Linked DNA regions of Homo sapiens: region 1 is linked to region 2. A link is an interaction called in ENCODE POLR2A ChIA-PET data of the cell type or tissue named here. Cell type or tissue: MCF 10A. All regions are shown on one strand. Each heading gives the region's core, and the rest is flanking DNA. Links, peaks and the distances in the headings are about the cores only.

Region 1 (2,919 bases), core at 243-2,742, 250 kb before region 2:
TATGAGGATGTTCTCAAATCTGTATGCTTCCCGAGGCCTACCTAGCTAATGGTAAATGCCCAAGAAAATATTCTATCTAACTATGACTCTGAGAGTCCTAGTTCAATTGCTGTAAGCATTCAGACTTTAAACATGAAAGCAAAAATAGTTTATGAAGCATAAACAGAATACCCGATAAATGCTTTTGTGATGGATTTCTTTATAAACAGCTTACCAAACGTACTCAACATTGCATGGAATGTTATGAAAAAGCATGTCAAGATAAGGGGCTAGGTTCTTAACACTGTAGGAGATTAATGGTGTGTGTGTGTGTGTGTGTGTGTGTGTGTTTAAACAGAGGGGACAGTGGAGAAAGTCAGACTGTGATCAGAAACATGATCAACAGGATCTGAAGTGGAACAGATCGAGTGAAGAGAAAGTGGAGTGAATTAAAGCATGCTATCAGAATCAAGTTGAGAAGAAAGGCAGATAAGCCATGGCATAGGGATGTGAGGTTTAAGTCAAAGGAAGACCAGAGGTCAGAGTCAGGGGCAGCATGGTTCAAATGCCCAGGCTCATGGCCTGGACAGTTCCCTTTGACCTTAGTTGCCCTGATTTCCTGGCTACTTAGGTGAGTGTCTTTCTTCCTGCTGGATTCTAACCAGTCTAATGAACCCCTTCTCATCCAAGTAATCTGCTCTTCACAGGTCTGGAGTGCCTTACACCACTGCCCATAAGCAGATTCAATATTTTACTATGCACCAAGTGATTACTGTTGTTATATTGTTTTCACCCATTCATTGTTTCAAATGGTGTATAGCTTGTTTAGATTTCTCTTGCTTTCATATAAAGCAATCTAATATGAAGAAATGCTATTTTTGTGTACTCAAATTCCTCAAATGTCCCTTATTTTCTCCAGAGTTCTTCCTGTTTTATCTCCATAGCAGCAAATCCATAGCCAATGAAAGAGTAACATCATTCTTTCCCGCAGCTTACAGGGCCCTTCCATTATTGAATGCACGGCTTCTGGCATCTGGGACAGAGCGCCACCTGCCTGTCACCTCGTCTTCTGTGGAGAACCACCTGCCATCAAAGATGCTGTCATTACGGGGAATAACTTCACTTTCAGGAACACCGTCACTTACACTTGCAAAGAAGGGTGAGTAGGGCCTGTGAAGGAAAGGATCATTGAGAGCCAAGGAAGTGGATGCTCCTGACTGCAGAGATGGGCTCCATTGGACACGAAATTTAATTTCCTGGCAGCCAAAGACAAAGAGAGCCTTATGCTTTTATTTCCTACCTGCAGAGACGGAGTATATTCTCCTGTGGAAATAATATTTTCCTGGAATTTGAGTAGTATATCAAATTAGACCCTCAATAATGGACATTGGGCAATGCAGTGAAAAAATATCTTCATATTATACTTTTTTTTTTTTTTTTTTTTTTTGAGACAGAGTCTTGCTCTATCACCTTGCCCAGGCTGGAGTGCATTGGTATGAACTTGGCTTACTGCAATCTCCACCTCCCAGGTGCAAGCAATTCTCATGCCTCAGCCTCCCAAGTAGCTGGGACTACAGGCGCCTGCCACCACACCCGGCTACTTTTTGTATTTTTAGTAGAGACAGGGTTTCACCATGTTGCCCAGGCTAGTCTTGAACTCCTGACCTCAGGTGATCCACTTGCCTCAGCCTGAGATTACAGACATGAGCCACTGCACCCAGCCTTATATTGTACTACTAAGATGCAAAAAGTACCTTTAAGTGAGCGTTCGTGTATTTATATTCTGCAAAACCAAAGGCAAGACTTAAGTCATAACATAAAGATGACATATCTACAGGGAGGAAAAAAGATAATAAAGTTCAGGTTTTTACATTTCTAAGGATCTTATTTAATTCAGAGATCACCTCTGGAAACCAGGTAACAAATTACGAAGGGCTTTCAGACTCATTGTCTCATTTGATCTTAGCAAAAGCCCTGTGAGGGACAGTGAAGGGAAAGACTCCCTTTGGGATGATCAGTTTAGGGTCTCAATGCAACCAATAAAGTATGGAGGGGTGGCTAAATCTCAGGTCATCTGAGTTTCATTTCATTGCAATCATTGTTTTTTCTCTATGCATCCTCAATAAATATTTTCATCAATAGGGCTTTCACACTCCAGATTTACTACAGTTGTTCTTCACAAGCTGACACAGCAGAAAAGTTGCCATTTTCTGGATTTGTATCTCAACTCTGTTGTTCACTAACTGTGGGGCCTTAGGGAAATAGTGTGACCGCTCTGCCTTGATGGTCCTCCTGCATAAAATGAGTTCATACTTATGGATATTGTGAGAAATAAAATGATATAATACATGGCCTAACCAGAAAAAAAAAATCAATGAACCCAACAAACTTAGCCATTATTATGATGATTGGTGCAGTTTCTGTATTTTCATGGAAGTTGGATTTTACTTCACAGGAGTAGAAAACCATTCCACTAATACATGACTGCCAGCAGGTGGCAACAATATTTTCTTGCGAAAAGATAATAAGAGTTAAAGACTTGCATAAATAACTGAAGCCCAAATCTTAACATCTTCTTAAGTGAACAAGGAATCTTTAATATTAAAATGTCAATGCAGGAATGGCTTTTGATTGTCCCATCTATCCCCTGTGGACTCACTCACATAAGAAACTACCCCTAATGAACTGATAGGACTATTTAAAATTAGTCATTTAAATGTTTGTGAAATCTTAGCAAATATACATGTTCCAAACAATATCTAGATATTGACTATTGCTGGGGCTTTTTCTGATTTAAAAAGTAATGCATGATCACCATATACAACTAGAAAACACAAAATCTATATTTAAAAGTCATCCATGATTTTATTACCCAAAGACAAATATTGGTAATATTTTACTTCATTTCTTCCTAGAATTTTGTCTTTGCATGTATATTTG
Region 2 (2,919 bases), core at 254-2,753:
AATAAGTATTCCTAAATGTAGGAATTTAGAAGGAATGAACTCTAAGCACATCTGTATCAACCTCTCACCAAACACTTTGCATATGACATATGGCTTAATTCTCACGGCAACTTTGTAAGTCAGAAATCTGATCTAAAATAAGCAAACTGTCAACAATTCCACAGAAAACGCATCAGGCCCCTAATTTGTGTTCCCTGCCTGATCCCAAAGGTTGAACCCTTGTGAGAAAAGACATCAACCCTCTAGCAGGGGCAGACAAATTAAAGTCTGGGATCCAAATCTGGCCTGCCACTTGCTTTTGTACATCCTGAAGGGATTTTACTTTTTGTTGTAGTTGTTGTTTTGTTTTTGTTTTTTTTTTTCTGAGACAGAGTCTCATTCTGTTGCCCAGGCTGGAGTGCAGTGGTTTGATCTCGGCTCACTGCAACCTCCACCTCCCAGGTTCAAGCAATTCTCCTGCCTCAGTCTCCTGAGTAGCTGGGATTACAGGTGCCCTCCAACACGCCTGGCTAATTTTTGTATTTTCAGTATAAATGGGGTTTCACCTTGTTGTGAGGCTGGTCTCGAATTCCTGACCTCAGGTGATCTGCCTGCCTCGGCCTCCCAAAGTGCTGGGATTACAGGTGTGAGCCACCGCACCCAGCCCGATTTTACATTTTTTAATGGTTGACAGAGATCAAAGAAAAATATTTTGTGACATGTGAAAATTATATAAAATGAAAATTTTTATGTTCATAAATACAGTTTTACTGGAACGCAGCCACACTAGTTCATTTCCATGTTGTTTATGGCCACTTACAGGTGACAGTGGCAGAACTGGGTGGCTCTATGACCCACAAAGGCTAAAATATTCACTATCTGACCCTTTACTAAAAAGCTTTGCAAAAAAAAAAAAAAATTAGAATGAACCCAGCTGGTCACATACACACCTGCTCTGTGTTGTTCCTAACCAGTTTTGGGTCAAAAGATATAGAGATTTGAAAACACCTTTGCAAAGATTATGACAGTGAGAGAAATCTAGCATGGCTGGCTCCATCTTGCCCCTAACCTCACAGGCTAGCTGTTATCACTCATTCCTGGGTGTAGGCCAACCTAACCATGGGAAGAATTTATTTTATAGTTTAAAACAAGGATGATAATAGCCCTTCCCTAAACTAAACCACCTTTGTAAAACTAATGAAAGGCCACAAGATTAGGATTACAAGAGGGGCCTGAATTCTGCTAAGATATAGGTGTAGTTAAATGGTAACCAGCGGCTAGGTCCAGGGTCCGGTTCCAGCCCATGCTGAGGTCCGAAGGGAGTGGGTGGATAAATGGCAGATAGCTGAAAGAACATTTGGGGGGCCGTAGGTAGGTGAAATACAGCAGCTCTCTTACACTGTCTCATCAGCAGCTCTCTTACACTGTCTGCTCTGTCTTGGCTGCTTGCTCTGGCAGCTCCCATGCACGGCTGCATGGCCAGCTCGCCCTTCAGGGTCAGCAGCTTAACTCTTTCTCTCTCTGGGCACGAGCAAGCTGAGCGGTGTCCTGGCTCCCCTCTGTCTATCTGCAAAGTCAGCTTTGACTCTTTCTCTTTCTTAGGGTGTGAGCATCTGTACAGTGTCAGCAGGGCAGTTATACCTTTTACAGACAATAGTGGCATAGAGCCAAGTGATGGCCTTCCCATATTATGGCTACATAGCTGTGTTTACATTATAACAAGCAGAGTTACACACCTGCACTACAAACTCGCTGAGTCATACAGGATATAAACATCCTACCTTGGCCTATCCTTGACCAAAGCACATTCATTAACTTACACCAGCCATTGTTCTGGAGGCTACAGGATCTGTAACTTCTCCGATCACTCCCATAAGTAACATCACTATTGTAGAACCTAAGATTGGTCTTTGAGATGTTTTTCAGAGTTTTGCATTTCTGGCAACCAACTGACTCTGTCTGGATCCATGTGACTTGTGACTCAACAGTTACTGTGGCCCCTGGCCAGAGGTGAACTCAGTGCACAAGGACCATTTTCCACATCCCTATGATTTCATCCCCAACCAGTCAACATTCCCCATTTCCTAGCCCCCTGCCCACCAAACTATCCTTGAAAAACCCAAGCCTTTGGGGAGACTGATTTGAGTAATAACTCTGTCTGCTGCATGGCCAGCCTTGCATTAATTACACTCTTTACTGCAATACCATGGTCTCAGCAAGATGGTTTTTTCTCTGCAGTGGGCAGGAAGAATGTGTTAAGCAATTGCAGATGCTACAAAGACACTTAGAATTGTCACTAGGGGTTTTCTTATGCATCCTAGCTCCCTTACTTTTTTTTTTTTTTTTTGAGACAGTCTCATTCTGTCACCCAGGCTGGAGTGCAATGGCATGATCTCAGCTCACAGCAAACTCCACCTCCTTGTTTCAAGTGATTCTCCTGCCTCAGCCTCCTGAGTAGCTGGGATTATAGGCCCCCACTACTATACCCAGCTAGGCTGGTCTTGAACTCCTGTCCTCAAGTGATCCACCCACTTCGGCCTCCCAAAGTGTTTGGATTACAGGTGTGACCCATGGCACCTGGCCCCTTACTACCTTTAGAGAGATGATAGGCTCCAGGTGTAATAAGCTCAAGCTCTTCCCCAAACCACATTCTCAGTATAAAGAGAAATTGTGTTGTTCTCAACACAATACAGAGGAGAGGTGACTATAGTCTCTTGTTCGAGCTTCAACACAAAGTTAAAATGTCTTTGCCTCACTGATAATTCTTTTCAGTTCTGTGGTTAAGAACTCTGACTTTGGTAAGACTGCCTAGATACGGATGACTTTATGCGAGTCATCACTTCAACTATTTGTGCTTCAGTTTCTTAAAAGTGAAAAGGGAGGAATAACATGACTTAGCATATAGTTGTAATAGGTTGTAGCTGCCCTATTACCACATTT

Evidence for each region. ChIA-PET counts read pairs that join two places held together with the same protein. Peaks named below come from ENCODE experiments on the same cell type or tissue, not always from the same donor. Only the 100,000 strongest peaks of a DNase experiment are listed, where the experiment ranks them.
Region 1: POLR2A ChIA-PET joins it to region 2 with 6 read pairs; 3 of 35 experiments call an interaction of 5 or more read pairs at or near these places.

The regions. Positions count from the first base shown.
Region 1 is chr9:110,425,810-110,428,728 of GRCh38, reverse strand. It overlaps SVEP1 (sushi, von Willebrand factor type A, EGF and pentraxin domain containing 1), which reads left to right. Exons shown (of 48, transcript NM_153366.4): 36 at 971-1,138. Among named protein-coding and RNA genes, the nearest start is that of TXNDC8, 89 kb to the right of the region's middle. In MCF 10A, for the core only: CTCF peaks have their summits at 1,042 and 2,489 (motif pointing right); no DNase peak of the experiment used is centred there.
Region 2 is chr9:110,179,846-110,182,764 of GRCh38, reverse strand. No RefSeq gene overlaps it. Among named protein-coding and RNA genes, the nearest start is that of C9orf152, 27 kb to the left of the region's middle. In MCF 10A, for the core only: no CTCF peak of the experiment used is centred there; a DNase peak (open chromatin) is centred at 1,734.